5 separate regions of the Homo sapiens genome follow, and regions 1, 2, 4 and 5 are each linked to region 3. The links are chromatin contacts, found by Hi-C or POLR2A ChIA-PET in ENCODE. All regions are on one chromosome and are shown on one strand. Each heading gives the region's core, a stretch centred on a gene start or an enhancer-like site at or near the end of the contact. The rest is flanking DNA. Distances are from core to core; before and after follow the strand shown. Region 1 overlaps MED13L (mediator complex subunit 13L). Region 2 has its middle 48 kb from the start of MED13L. Region 3 has its middle 41 kb from the start of MAP1LC3B2. Region 4 has its middle 22 kb from the start of MED13L. Region 5 overlaps MED13L (mediator complex subunit 13L).

What was found. Hi-C counts contacts between places; a loop is a spot of excess contacts on that map. ChIA-PET counts read pairs that join two places held with the same protein, here RNA polymerase II (POLR2A). Pooled maps may share reads with other maps.
Region 1: a pooled map shows a loop between it and region 3 (6-fold over the local background). The contact joins two enhancer-like sites. A Hi-C loop is called at or near these places in 4 of 168 maps with a recorded cell type or tissue (dorsolateral prefrontal cortex, heart left ventricle, heart right ventricle and 1 more), 1 of 37 single-sample maps with no recorded cell type and 5 of 50 pooled maps. POLR2A ChIA-PET finds 5 or more read pairs at or near these places in 2 of 52 experiments (Panc1 and activated T-cell).
Region 2: a loop to region 3 is called in a pooled map, with 3 times the contacts of the local background. The contact joins two enhancer-like sites. A Hi-C loop is called at or near these places in 6 of 168 maps with a recorded cell type or tissue (CD14-positive monocyte, GM12878, OCI-LY7 and 3 more), 15 of 37 single-sample maps with no recorded cell type and 12 of 50 pooled maps. POLR2A ChIA-PET finds 5 or more read pairs at or near these places in 1 of 52 experiments (naive thymus-derived CD8-positive, alpha-beta T cell).
Region 4: a loop to region 3 is called in a map of ovary, with 3 times the contacts of the local background. The contact joins two enhancer-like sites. A Hi-C loop is called at or near these places in 11 of 168 maps with a recorded cell type or tissue (GM12878, IMR-90, dorsolateral prefrontal cortex and 8 more) and 2 of 50 pooled maps. POLR2A ChIA-PET finds 5 or more read pairs at or near these places in 1 of 52 experiments (AG04450).
Region 5: a loop to region 3 is called in a pooled map, with 4 times the contacts of the local background. The contact joins two enhancer-like sites. A Hi-C loop is called at or near these places in 1 of 37 single-sample maps with no recorded cell type and 4 of 50 pooled maps. POLR2A ChIA-PET finds 5 or more read pairs at or near these places in 1 of 52 experiments (MCF 10A).

Annotation. Positions count from the first base shown.
Region 1 is chr12:116,122,221-116,124,953 of GRCh38, reverse strand. The region is part of intron 2 of MED13L (mediator complex subunit 13L); the gene reads left to right. Among named protein-coding and RNA genes, the nearest start is that of MIR620, 25 kb to the left of the region's middle. Within about 2 kb of position 1,258, at least 11 of the 41 ENCODE cell types and tissues checked have a DNase peak (open chromatin) inside an H3K27ac peak, as active enhancers do; they include Panc1, dorsolateral prefrontal cortex, heart right ventricle and 1 more, where a contact is called at or near this core.
Region 2 is chr12:116,324,022-116,326,721 of GRCh38, reverse strand. No RefSeq gene overlaps it. Among named protein-coding and RNA genes, the nearest start is that of MED13L, 48 kb to the right of the region's middle. RefSeq lists enhancers at 1,217-1,276, 1,347-1,426, 2,486-2,695. Within about 2 kb of position 1,326, at least 6 of the 41 ENCODE cell types and tissues checked have a DNase peak (open chromatin) inside an H3K27ac peak, as active enhancers do; they include CD14-positive monocyte, where a contact is called at or near this core.
Region 3 is chr12:116,598,535-116,601,234 of GRCh38, reverse strand. No RefSeq gene overlaps it. Among named protein-coding and RNA genes, the nearest start is that of MAP1LC3B2, 41 kb to the right of the region's middle. Within about 2 kb of position 1,273, at least 28 of the 41 ENCODE cell types and tissues checked have a DNase peak (open chromatin) inside an H3K27ac peak, as active enhancers do; they include CD14-positive monocyte, Panc1, dorsolateral prefrontal cortex and 3 more, where a contact is called at or near this core.
Region 4 is chr12:116,297,902-116,300,601 of GRCh38, reverse strand. No RefSeq gene overlaps it. Among named protein-coding and RNA genes, the nearest start is that of MED13L, 22 kb to the right of the region's middle. Within about 2 kb of position 1,366, at least 5 of the 41 ENCODE cell types and tissues checked have a DNase peak (open chromatin) inside an H3K27ac peak, as active enhancers do; they include ovary, where a contact is called at or near this core.
Region 5 is chr12:116,194,427-116,197,126 of GRCh38, reverse strand. All of the region lies in intron 2 of MED13L (mediator complex subunit 13L), which reads left to right. Among named protein-coding and RNA genes, the nearest start is that of MIR620, 47 kb to the right of the region's middle. Within about 2 kb of position 1,391, at least 3 of the 41 ENCODE cell types and tissues checked have a DNase peak (open chromatin) inside an H3K27ac peak, as active enhancers do.

The DNA.
Region 1 (2,733 bases), core at 9-2,508, 480 kb after region 3:
AATATTTTGGTTTAACTATGATCTTTCAATTTATGACAAATATTTTTTTCCTGTCAACTACCAAATTCTCTATAAACTACAACCCAGCAACACACATGTGTAAACCAACAGAAGATTGCATTTGTGTGTATGGAAAGGTGGTTCACTTTTTAAAATTCCTTAAGAAAACTGACTTTATATGTTGTCAGTATAATGTGGCTTATGACTTTTTTCTAATTTAAATTAGGGCCTTTATATTTACAGTTAAAACCTTCACCAGGTGCAGGGATTGATGGGCGTTAAGTGAAATGATAGACTGATCTAATTATTCTACATTCTTGTTTTTAACCAAAGTTACATTTTATAAACTGTGGTATAGTAGAAAGCAGTTTTTTTTCTGTCTTGGAGTAGCATTTTATATTAAGGAAAACAAATTATTATCTAGTAAAAGTAGATAACAAAGTGAAGAGAACAAATTATTTTGTTGTAAGATAATGGAAAAAAGGATACTACTGTTGAATTTTCTAGTCCTATAGTGAAAGAAGTGGAAAGAAGGTAGACCAATAGTCATTACTGTTTCAGTGACAAAAATAATTTTGTAATTTCTGCCTCCAAAAAATTGGATTTATAGAATGAATTTCTGTAAGAGTCTTTCTGCAATATTTGCCATAGACTGTCAAGCTGAAATAAAAGCCAAGGTACCCATCAGGTCTCAAGGAGATGGCACTGAGTTTGGTCTAAAGAAACCTTTGTGCACCAAGTCTTCACAGTAGTCAGTCAGTCTCTGTCTCTCTCTGTCTCTCTCTGTCTCTCTCTGTCTCTGTCTCTCTCTCTCTCTCTCTCTCTCTCTCGTCTTTCTCTCTCTCTCTGCAGATGTTATTTTTGCTACATTTGCTATTTTAACCTGTCAGTTAAAAAATAATTACTATGTCAGTATGGCTGGCAGCTCATATAGGAAAAATATGCTGTCTCTTAATCAAAGGTGATTACAGTTTTCCCCTGTCTATAAATGTGCTTGTTGTGTAACGAGAATGCATTAGTCTCAGCCTGATGTACGAAATGAAAGGCAGTAAGAAGCAGCACCATTGTTATCACTCCAGGCGTGTCTAATGAATCGTGTTTCCATGTTCTCTCGGTCACGCCGTAGAGTGCCCTCAGCCAGGGCTAAGCCTCCTGTAAAATGCTCTTTAAGATTATTGTAGCAAGAACAGAAATGCTGCATGGCTGGGGGTGGGGAGAGAATGCCAACGAGACAGCTGCATTTCAAACAGTTACAGCTGCAAGGATTACTCATAGTAATAGCAGTGACAGACAACTGTTTGAGCTTTAGTGTAAAAGGCAATTTGGGGACTTGCCCTGTCAGAATTTTAGTAGCAAGCTTCTGTGTGCACGTGTGTGTGCATGTGCGTGTGTTTTTTATTCAAATTAGTTTGTGTCTGAAGAGTGGAAGGAAATATTTTAAATTTTTACTTCTCAATTGTGCTAATGTTGAAATCAGTAGTTGACTCATCTTTATTAAAATCATTGTCCTAGAGGAAGTTTATAAAATGTTTATTTGTAGCAATGATGAATTTAAATGTATATGTTCTAACTGAATCACATGTCTGCTTTTCCGTCTCAAAATTTATCTTGTGATGATTCCTGTTTTAAAAATATTGGTTTTCCTTGTAATTTCTGAACATACAGCCTTGTTTAATATAGGATCCTTATTTTAAAAATTTATTTCAAATATGATGTAAGCTTATAAAAGTAATGCCTGTCATGAAATCTGGAAAATACTCAAAGAGGTAAAGGAGAAAACAATCATTATTCTAGCAGAGATAACTGTTAATTTTAATCCTTCTGGACCCTTGTTTATGCATTCTAGAGCATATTAAGAGCATGTTAATCATTTTAAAGGTTAAAAATGGTAATCATTTTAAAAAATATTTGGAAGAAGTAGCAAATGGGGACAAATTTGGTTTTGAGAAGTCAATAACAGCCATTGTGCAAGATTTCTTTTTCAGTGTGCAGCTATTAAAGTAACATTGCAGCCTGTTTTCTGTAGCAGTTGTCTTTTGAAGGCCTTGTACAGTTTATCTCGAAATTTAGTTTTATGGTTTCCTTCAATTTAAAGTTTGCTGGCTTTACAGGGAGTCTTGTGATCCATTGAAATGCTAACTTGGGTCGTGTCTCAACTGCTACAATGCTGTGTAGAAACTGTCATTAAAATTCTGGTTATCCTGCAACTGGCAGAGAACCCATGCTGATTCCTTAGGAAGATAGTACACTGTTAAAATTTTGAATCGCAATTGTGCTTCTGTCTGCCAAATATTATCAATATTTGTAATCACTTAAGGTTGCAAATAGTTTGAAATAAATGGAACGTTTTAGTATGTATCTTCTATCCATGATTCTTATTTGTTTGATGAATTGACATCGGGAAGGTTACAATCCATTTCCAACATAGATTTGTTAAGTGATACTGAATATTTTACACTCATGAGCAATTCAAGAAATCAGAGCTCTAAATAGGTTGAAGTTGATATAAGTAATAAGTCCATTTAGTTATTAATGACTTCAAATATAGATTCTACCAGGCAACTGATGGCAGCATAAATTGATCAGTCAGTGGTGGTGTAGTGTTGTAAGTCATTGGATTTTTTTATGTGTGAAGTGCTATATTTCATAATTAATGTAGCATTGTGCTCCTTTGTTACTGAGTTTCTTTGGTAAGTCAGTTTTTAAGAAAGCAGATACTTCAAAATCGTTTAT
Region 2 (2,700 bases), core at 77-2,576, 270 kb after region 3:
TGCATATTTTCTATTGAAAAGCGCTCCAGCTTGGCATCAAATGGGCTCTAGCATTTATTAGCCTCAGGGTCTCCTCTGAAAAATGGGCAGGAATAGCACCTACCTGATAGTGTCAATGTAAGGATTCAGTAGGGTGGCTCGGCACCACAGGAAGTATTCAATATGGGCAATAATCACCATTGTCCTTGCAGAAGAAGCCTGGGCAGGAGAGAGATTTTTCTGTGCTGAAAAGACCTTTGTGACTGCTCTGAGCTCTTCAGGGAGACCAGTGGTGTCCAATTTAAAAGAGGGCTTATGGCCGGGTGCAGTGGTTCATGCCTGTAATCCCAGCACTTTGGGAGGCAAAGGCCGGTGGATCACTTGAAGTTAGGAGTTCAAGACCATCCTGACCAACATGGTGAAAGCCTGTCTCTACTAAAAATACAAAAATTAGCCAGGCATGGTGGCATATGCCTGTAATCCCAGCTACTTGGGAGGCTGAGGCATGAGAATTGCTTAAAACTAGGAAGTGGAGGTTGCAGTAAGCCGAGATGGTGCCATTGCACCCCAGCCTGGGCAACAGAGTGAGACTCCATCTCAAACACACACACACACACACACACACACACACACCCCAATAAAAGAGAGGTTAGATTGTCATGTCAGCACGTAAGGCAAAAATGAATGGGGTCAAATTACCCTTGAAAATTCTCTTCCCATAAAGTAGGGTGTATATGATATTGTTTATAACACATTCAGGTTAGAGAACCACTGAGTCAGACCACTGAAGGGAGTGAAAGATATGTTTACCTACAGCTGCCTGGGCATTGCAACCATTCTGTCTCTAAGGAAGTGAGTCTCAAGTAGGGGCAATTTTTGTCCCCTGGAGGACATTTGACAATGTCTTGAGACATTTTGATTGTCATTCCTAGAGCAAGGTATGCTGTTGGCGTCTAGTAGGTAGAGGCCAGCAATGCTGCTCAACATCGTGCAGTGTACAGGACAGCCCCCAAGAACAAATATCCAACCTGAATGCCAGTAGTGCTAAGGTTGAAAAGCTCTGCCTTACTATCAAGCCACACTTAGGAATGAGGGATGGGTAGAGTCTGCTAGGATGTTTCTGTTTGTCCTGGGGTTTAATTAGATGCCATATATAAAAGCCCTTAGCACAGGGCCTGGCACACAGTAGGTGCTTAATAAACATCTAATGGGTTTGAGGTTAAAGCTTGCTTGATGGGGCCTACTACATACACTCTGTTTTTGAAATGTGGTGGAGAAGAACTCACCACCTGCTTCCTGTCTTTCCAAGCAAAGCACTTTCTGTTTCACCCTGTTCACCAGTGATCGTTCTCATGGTGGCATCTTACATGAGAGGCTCTGAAGCCAGAACCAAAATCAGGTGTGATTCTACTGTATCACTAGTACCAAAACTTTCTTGTTTGTTTGTTTTTTGTTTTGTTTTTTAAGAGAAGGGTCTCACATCTGTCGCCCAGGCTGGAGTGCAGTGGTGTGATATTATGACTCACTGCAGTCTCAAACTCCTGGGCTCAAGAGATCCTCCTGTCTTAGCCTCCCAAGTGGCTAGGACTACAGGTACATGCCACTACACTCCACTAATTTTTTTTTAATTTTTGTAGAGATAAGTCTCGCTATGTTGCCCAGGCTGCTCTCTAACTCCTGGCTTCAAGTGATCCTCCAACCTTGGCTTCCCAAAGTGCTAGGATTACAGGTGTGAGCCACCATGCCCAGCCCTAGCGCAGAAACTTTCTAATTTGGATTCAAAACTAACAACTGTTCAGCTCTATATGGACAATCTTCTCTTGCACCACATGATTTCTGCAAAAGGAACTGTCACAAACAGAAACTCTACTTCCTCCTAACAGGCTGGATCTGAAATGGGAGTTCATGAGTCCAAGGCAAGGGAGTTGGAGGCTCGTTGGCCTGCATAGCCTAGAAAACTCTCAAGGCCCACAAAAGCAAGAAAATTGCTTTTAAATGAAAGAAAGATTTCCATTTCACTTCAACCCCTAATGCCTCACATAACTCTAACATCATTCCTGGTCCAACTGAAATATTTGAATCCAAATAGTCCTTAAGTCATTTGGACCCTATTCAAATGTGAATTCATCTCTTTAATCACTCTTCCTCTTATTTTTGAAATAAAGACTAATATTGAAAGTTAAGAGTCTATTTGTTAATTTTTTTTATTTAAGATTTTTTAATATAGGTTTGGTCACCATTGCTTTCTTCCCCATCATTCCTTTCTCATCATTGTCTTGAAGTTCCTAAACTTGTCTTTTTCTATTTTTAAAATTTCCCTTCATTTAAGTATTGTGGACAGCAGGCAGACTGAATAATGATGAATATGATTAATGTTCAGACTTAATAAGTCTTATGAAAAGACCTTTTTGTTCCAAGGGAAGGGATGTGATGTTTTGGCAGCATATAGTGTCACAGTGACAGAGTCAAATGTAGAGTAACCCAATGAAGGGACATAGCATGTCTTAGCCATACTTACCCTGAGAGGGAGTCACACATATAACAGCCTATTTAGATATGTCCAGAGAAGGGAAGGGATTTTCCCACAATGGCGTCTTTCTGTTTCACATCTGTCTTGGGAGCTTTCGTGAATTGAAATGCTGACTTGGTGTATCTGTATGAAATGGAGTGAGACACATTATCCTCAGAAGCACAGCACCTTCTCCTTGAAGTTCTCCTTCT
Region 3 (2,700 bases), core at 24-2,523:
CTTTTCAAAGCAGCTTCACATACATGCCTCAACAGATCCCCTCCATATCTCTGAGCAACAGGTAAGATGAATGTCGTGCCCATTTGACAGGTGGGAAAACTGAGGTGCCGATCAGAGAGTCTTATCCTCAATAAAGAAAGGTTTCTGGATGGGGAAGAGCAGGCACAGGGGTATTTCATGTCTCATAGCAAGTTGGTGGCTGAAATGGAACTAAGCAAAGTCTTCTGACCTATTTTCTATGAGGTTTTCATTCATTTGTTTTTCAGATATTCATTAAATGCTTATATGTCAGACACTGTGGTCATCTCATAATAATGATTATAGCTAGAGTTGTCTCTACAATCCTACACTTTCTACCTACAAGTCCCATTGCTAAATTATTTACGTGCCCTCTCTCATTTCAATGCGCGACAGCCACCCTTTGAGGTATGATTACTATTACTATCCCCAGACACAAGTAAGGACACTGAGCTTGCCCAAGGTCACTTAGCTCCTGAGCGGGTGCTGGGGTGTAAGGACTTCAAGCCTGTGCTCCTTTACTGCTTTGCTGAGGCTTGTTATCTGCACTGGGGTGGCCTACCCTCTTGAAGCTTACTCTTTTTTTTGAGACAGAGAATCTTGCTCTGTTGACCAGGCTAGAGTGCAGTGGTACACGGCTCACTACCATCTCCACCTCCTGGTTCAAGCGATTCTCCTGCCTCAGCCTCCCGAGTAGCTGGGATTACAGGTGTGCACCACCATGCCTGGCTAATTTTTGTATTTTTAGTAGAGATGGAGTTTTTCCATGTTGGCCAGGCTGGTCTCAAACTCCTGACCTCAGATGATCTGCCCGCCTTGGCCTCCCAAAGTGCTGAAGCTTACATTCTTATAAGGAGATAAATATACCAGTTTTCTGAGGTCTGGCCTTCACCTCTAAGACCCTCCAAGCTATTCCTTCCCAATAAGGAATATTCCAAATAGGAGAGAAAGGATGCAGACGTTGATTAAGCCCCTTCCATGGGCCAGGCACACGCATATCCATTTTCCATACCACCTAGCAAATTGGCTACAGAGGGTACTGAAGAAATCAAGGCTCATTGGGTTGACATGGTTGTTCAAAGCTGGCATACTTGGTTTTCAGGGAGTGGAGACCTGGCCTTGGATGGTGATGCCATCTGACTTGCCTTTTCTGCCAGCCAGCTCTGGCTCTCCTGGAGGACAAGTGACGGGGGAAGAGTTTGCCATGAGTCTTTAGGTCACGTAACTACGGAAGCAGTTCTCTTGAGGCTTGATACGTGATCTTTATACAAACCCTCCTCGGGACAGGAGCCAGAAAGTCACTCTCCCACCCATTTTGGGACAAGGGAGGTGGGGGGAGGACCCAAGACCGGATCCCGGCAGAGTCCCGCTGCCCACGACAGGCAGCAGGTGGCGCCATGGCCCCGGTTTAACAAGGACACCGGGAAGGTGGAAAGGGTGGGTGGGTGGGGCGGGGTGGGGGGCGTGGGGGTTGCGGTTGGACTCCAGAAAGAAAAACTAGTGGAAAACAAGGCTTTAAAAGAAGAACAATTTGTTCCAAAACACTTGCCTTGTAACGGGGTCATCTATAAATTCTGGGATTTCCTGTTGGCCTCGGGGAGGGCAGGCAGGCCGGCCGGCGGGCAGGCCACTGTCTTCTCTGCAGTCTGGAAGAATCATTTCCAGCCCAGCTCACGAGCTCCAGCCTCCCCTGGCCCAGATTGGCTCTGAAATTTCCCAGCTTTCGTGCCCGTAAGCAGGATCCTGTGACAGCAGCGTCTCCTTGAGCGGTGCTCCAGTTTCCACTGGGTTGGGAGGAGGCGTGAGATCATGGTCATTTTTTAAAGGAGAGGCTGTCTTCGTGATCTCCCTGTTCCGTCTCCACCATCGGACTTGTTCCAAAACAATCAAAGACGTGGAAACAATAAAATGAAAGAGATGGAAGTAGCCCTTTTAAAAAGAAGACAGCTGTTCCTGTCAATACGGGGACGGAAAAGAGAAAAAGAGTTGGAAACAAATAATTTTTAAGCCCAGGACTGGCTACTTGGTTAACAGATGTGGCCTGACCTCGCTCTACCCAAATCACTTCATCATGGGCTCTGAGCGGCCAGGCGCGGTGGAGAGGGCAGGGAGCTTTGGAACCAGTCGTTCATGAGCTGTGTGACCTTGAACAAGCCATTTAATATCTTGGAACGTCCGTTTCCTCCTCCAATAAGTGGTGAACAGTAATTAATACCTGCTATGCCAGGAGGTTGTGAGGCTCATGGATGGCCTGTTTCAAAGACTCGTGTGTATCAGCAACGCAATGCAAACAAGGTCACGGTTCTCTCTTGACTGTCGTCCCCGTGCGGCCAACAGGCCATCCTCACGGGCAAAATGACAAGGAACAGCAGAACTCTAAAGGAAAGATTATCTTACAAACTCACGGTGATATCTTTACATGTCTCTGGAGGAAAAGTCACAGTGAAAATATTGCCAATCAGTCATGAAGATGGTTAGGATTATGTTTTCTCTTTACCCAGAGAGCCAAGGCCAGGAGTTTAACTGGGACCACATAAAGGAAGAAGCAGCGGCTTTGAGTCTGGCTTGGTTTGGGGTAAAGACTCCTGGCTCAGTCACAATGCAGTGGTGCCATTGAACGAGATGCGTATCTCCCTGGGTTTCAATTTCCTTATCTGTACAAGGGTGGTGGGCTGGGGGAGG
Region 4 (2,700 bases), core at 117-2,616, 300 kb after region 3:
CCTGCCCAAAATGGCAATTTGGGGGAATGTAAAGTCATCCCAAGCCCTGATGAATCAAAAGTCCTAAGCCATCTGCCTCCTAGACCAAGTGCAGCCAGGTGCCGGCAATGTGAGAAAACCCTTTAAACAATGCTCCAGAGAGTGTACATTTCCCTAGAGGGGGAAAACAGAGACTGGTAGAGCTCACCTAAGCAAAGAAAAAGGTTTCCTTCCTAACAGACCCTCCCAGGCTATTGCGTTTGCTGCTCAGATTCAGGCAGCCCCAACTTTATCAAGAAACACCAGAGCAGTCAGAGAAGGGGCAGAAAACCTTCAGCCTGGCCCCCAAGACAAACCCCTAAAAGTCTGGCAGGAGGCAGCCTCTCTGATTCCAAGCCTATATTTTTCATTTCTTGTTTTAACAGTCATAAACGCCTTCCGATGCCAAAGCAGAACATGACTTTAATCCAGATAAAATAAAATTCCTAAACCCTGAAAACTATACGGAGATTTACAGGCCAATTTTAAAAAGCGAGAGCCTCAGTCGCTTCCAAGAGCAGCACATTCCACATAGCCGGCCCTGGGTGCAGCCCCGTGGCCCTGCCTCCTGGGGATGAGGTCCCAGGACTTGCCACTCAGCCCTGAAATCCACAATCTCTTGGCAAAGTGACAGCAAGCAAATGCTGTTCTGCGTGTGGACTCTTCTCAGATTCCCGGGCTCTGGGGTCTCTTGGCTTTCAGGAGTCCTAATATGTTCCAGCTCCCCTCTCTCTGCCTCCCCTCACCCCCAGCTGTTGCAGAAAACCACAGTCAACCTCTTCTGGCTCTAAGCAGCCAAGTTTTCTCTAAGTAAACACAGAAAGTAGGAGAAGATCAGCTCTGTTCCATTCCCAGCACTGTGGGTTGGGTCAAGGCTGGCCAGGCAGCAACCCTGAGAATCTAGCTAGGGTTGGTTCCAGGGTAACCATGGGCTGCTGCCACTTAGGGGAGCCTTACTATGTGCTAGATGCTTTATTAACCTGATCTCATTGATTACTCAGGAGTTGCTATTAATCCCATGAGATTGGACCTTTACCTATTGAATTTAATCTTTTCGCCCCTCTAGGTTCACTCATCCTTTTGTCCTCCTACTCTGAACCTTTGGGGCTGAGCTGTTCCCGTTGGCTCCCTGGCCCTCTGGCCCCTAGTTGGGTTTGTCTAAGGAGAGAAGAGGCACTGGCAGGAGATCGGAGGAAGGAAGACAATGAGTTTGGGACACTTGTCCCCCACACTTCTCCTTTCTATGTTGCCATGGACTGGCTGTGCCTCTTCCAAATGCCACATTTCCTGTTGGGTGACCTTCTCCATACAGCTCCGCCTTTTCAGGTTTGGCAATTGACCCTTCTAGTCCTTGCAAGCCCAGGGGTAGTAACAGCACCTCCCTTTGCCAACCCAGGTATCACACTCTACCCTGTTGATAGTCCTAAATTCTGCCCACACCTGTGCAAATAATCTCTATGTTAAACTCTCCTCAAATTACTCAGTTTGAGTGTGCCCTCTGTTTCCTTCCAGGCTTTTAACCAATGCATGTGTATCGTCTCCAGGTTATAGATGAGGAGATGAAACTCAGAGAATTTAAGTCACCTGCTCAAAGTCGATTATCTGGGATTTGAATTTGGGTTGGCCTGACTCCAGAGTCCCAGCTCTTAATCTCTTAAATACTGTATAAAAAAATAAAATAAACTATTATTCAGTGCCCACTATGTGTCACACAGTTTGCTAAGCACTCTGTGCCTTTATTTCACAATGTCTCGCAAACACTTTATTGTAGGTACTACTTACTATCCCCATTTTACAGATGAGAAAACTGAGGCTCAGAAAGGGGGCTTCACCTGCCAAGTCCACAAAGTTAAAAAGGAGCAGAGTCAGGCCAGGCACGGTGGCTCACACCTATAATCCCAACAGTTTGGGAGGCTGAAGTGGGAGGATCACTTGAACCCAGGAGTTTGAGACCAGCCTGGGTAACATAGTGAGACCCCATCTCTATGAAAAATAAAAATAAAAAATTAGCTGGGCATGATGGCACATGCCTGTGGTCCCAGCTACTCAGGAGGCTGGGGTGGGAGGATCGCTTGAGTCCAGGAGGTTGAGGCTGCAGTAAGCCATGATCATGCCACTACACTCCCTCCTGGGTGACAGAGTGACATCCTGTCTCAAAAAACAAACAAAAAGGATCAGAGCTAGTACACGAACCTAGGGCTGCCCCAGCCTTTTAACCACTTCAAGTTCTGTATTGCAGAGGGGTCAAAAACAGATCTATGCTGCAGCTGGGAAATTAGTATGAGGTGGGACTTGGGTCTTAGCCTTGCCCATCTCCTCAATCCTAGAAGCTATCTTATCAGGGCTGCCCTCTAAAAACACCCCTCTGCACTGTGGTGTCCCACAGAAATCCACAGTATACTCTCTGCCTTTCTCCCCAGGCCCCAAGCCAACTGTTCCTAAATCACTCGGCTGGGTCCCCTTTCTTCTCTTGTTCACCTTAAAAGGCCACTCCCATCTGTCTGCCTATCATCATCTACTTTATTAGTTTTATTAAGGTATAACAGACATGCAATAGTCTGCACATGTTTAAAGTGTACAGTTTAATAATTTTAACTTATGTGTACCCCTGTGAAACTATCCCACAATCAAGATCATTAATATAGGATCATTCCCAAAAATGGCCTCATGCCCCTTTGTCAT
Region 5 (2,700 bases), core at 142-2,641, 400 kb after region 3:
GAGGCTTAGACTAAAGTAAAGTGAGTGTGCTGTTTATCACCAGCAAAGAGTATGCTTTGTCTTGAGAGAGAGACACTGAACTGATGTTCTGTCTTATTGTTTGTGTTTTCAGACTTAATATGGTTACTGTTCAAACTACTATATATCTTTGAAAGATTCCCATTGATATGTATTCCCATCAAAAAGAATTACTAAGTATATAACTAGATATAAATGCCTTCAAATTTTGAAGACATGTCTGTCTAATGCTAAAATTAATGCACTTTTATTAATCTGATAGTGCCCCTAAAATACACAAAACTTTAACCAGCTGTATGTCTTAACTAGTTTAGATAAAACCATCAGATTCTTAAGCTATGTAGACACAGCTGGACCACCAAAAAGAGAGTTAAAATTTTATAATATAAATGCAGCCTAAATTATCAGCATTATTACTTTTCTATTTATTTTAAATTTGGAGAGAAAGGTTAAAAGATACTTCTGATTGAATAAATTGTGTTGATGGCAGTAGGTTTGCTTTTTGATTGTATATTTGGTTTTAGTTAACAAGAAATCCTGTTACTCAATTCTGTAATCTACTATTCTAGTACTCTTCTACCCCAATCACAAGTTTTATTGCCACCGTTTTGGAAAGAAAGCACTCTTATCTCATGTGTCATTTCTCTGGGTGTTAGAAACTGAATTTAAAGGACTATTAAGTTGCAGCCGAAGCCGAAGACTGGGCCAGTCAGACTTTTTTTTTTTTTGTTAATTGCACCTTACTTATTGGCCCTGTTTTCAATTTTGCTCTGTGGAAACACCCAGAGGACCTCTGTGGTGTTCTTGGGTAGCATGTATTCTGTACACAATTTGGCCCTCTAAAGTGAGGTCAACAGTAAAAAATATAATTTAAAAATTAAGCTAGATGAGTTCAACCAGTAATTTTTTTTCTTGCTACTTGAAAGTTAGATTATCCATTAGGTTATAATTTTCTTTGTTATGTTGTTGATCTGGATAATATATGATTCAGTGTAATTTTTTCTTTTCTCATTGCCTCTTTGCTTGTTCTGAAACTGCTGTTAAATATATCATTGAACCTTGTTTTCTGGCCTCCATAATATATCTTTAAAACTTCTTTGCCTCTGCAACTTTCTAGTTAAATTCTTCATTATTATTCTCTAGTTTATTAACTCCTTTTCAATTTTTACTGTTTACATTTTATCTCTTACTCAGTTTTTCATTTCCATTGCTTATTTTAAAATTATTTAAAACTTACTTTGAGTTAAAATATTCATTCTTTAGCTTTTAAATTCTTTTTCATTTCCACCTAGCCTTGTTTCACTTCTGCTTGTTGTGATTTTTTTTCCCTTTATAAAAGAAATTTTACTCTTTTATAAAGAGTAAAAGAGTGGCTCACGCCTGTAATCCCAGCACTTTGGGAGGCTGAGGTGGGTGGATCGCTTGAGGTCAGGAGTTCAAGACCAGCCTGGCCAACATGGCAAAATCCTGTCTCTACTGAAAATACAAAAATTAGCTGGTGTGGTAGCGCACACCTGTAATCTCAGCTACTTGGGAAGCTGAGGCAGGAGAATCGCTTTGAACCTGGGAGGCGGAGGTTGCAGTGAGCCGAGATTGTGCTACCCTAGCCTGGGTGACAGAGCCAGACTCTATCTCAAAAAAAGAAAAAAATTTTAAGCATACTATTTTCAGGCTTTTCTGTTTCTATTTTGTTTGAAGGGATTTTGTATTTCAGTTGCTGTGTTTTTATTCGTTTTCTTTATGTCATGGTACAGCTTTGACTGGGAAGTCCCCCCACTCCCCACAGTCCCTTCTAGTGGTTTTGCACGTATTCTTAACTGCTTCTCCCTGTTGCCCCCACCCCCACCAAGGTCTTAGATTGGCAGCAGAGGGCACTTGTCTCCCACTGATGGTAGATACACCTGCATCTTTGTTCCAGTTGGCCAGGCAGTGGGATAGTGTGGCTGAAGCCCTAGTATTCTCACTTTCCTAGGCACTCAGTTTCTGAGAAGACATACTTCCTGAAAGTCCACACAGCTTACTTACCCCCAGGCAGCTGTTAGTAGCAGTTTGTTTTCAGCCCAATTTCGGCCTCAGTCCCTTATCTTAGGTGGGCCACTTTTATTCCTGTTTCTATAGGATCTGAAACCTAGGCCTTCACTGGTTCCTTCTGAAACCAGAGCCTAGCAGCCCTATACCTTCTGCCCACTCTCTGTTACATATTTCTGTTTCATGGTGATGCTGGTCTTTTTTAGTTAGGTAGGTCTTTAAAATGTCTTCTCCAGGATTTTGCCTGTTGTTGCTTTGTATTTGAAACAGGGTGGGTTTTCAAAGCAATTTATGATGCCATCTTGATTGGAAGTTCCAGTAAATTAAAAAAATTATTTCTAGCTTATTATATTTCAGTCATATTTTATTTTTAACAAGCTTTTGATTTTTTAAACAATCTTGTGAATCTTTTCATATTCTCTAGAACATATAAATATTTCTCTTTATGCAGTTCAGCCAAAGTTTATTTAGCATTGTGGGCTTAATATTTTCGTGATGCTTTTGAATGTGGTTAAGGTGAATTTGATCAGATGGATTGAGGATTTGTAGATGAAGTAGTCCTGAATGATTTTTACTATGATTAGGAAATACCCTGTACTTAAAAAGAAGTAGGGGTGGCTGGGAGTGGTGGCTCATGCCTGTAATCCCAGCACT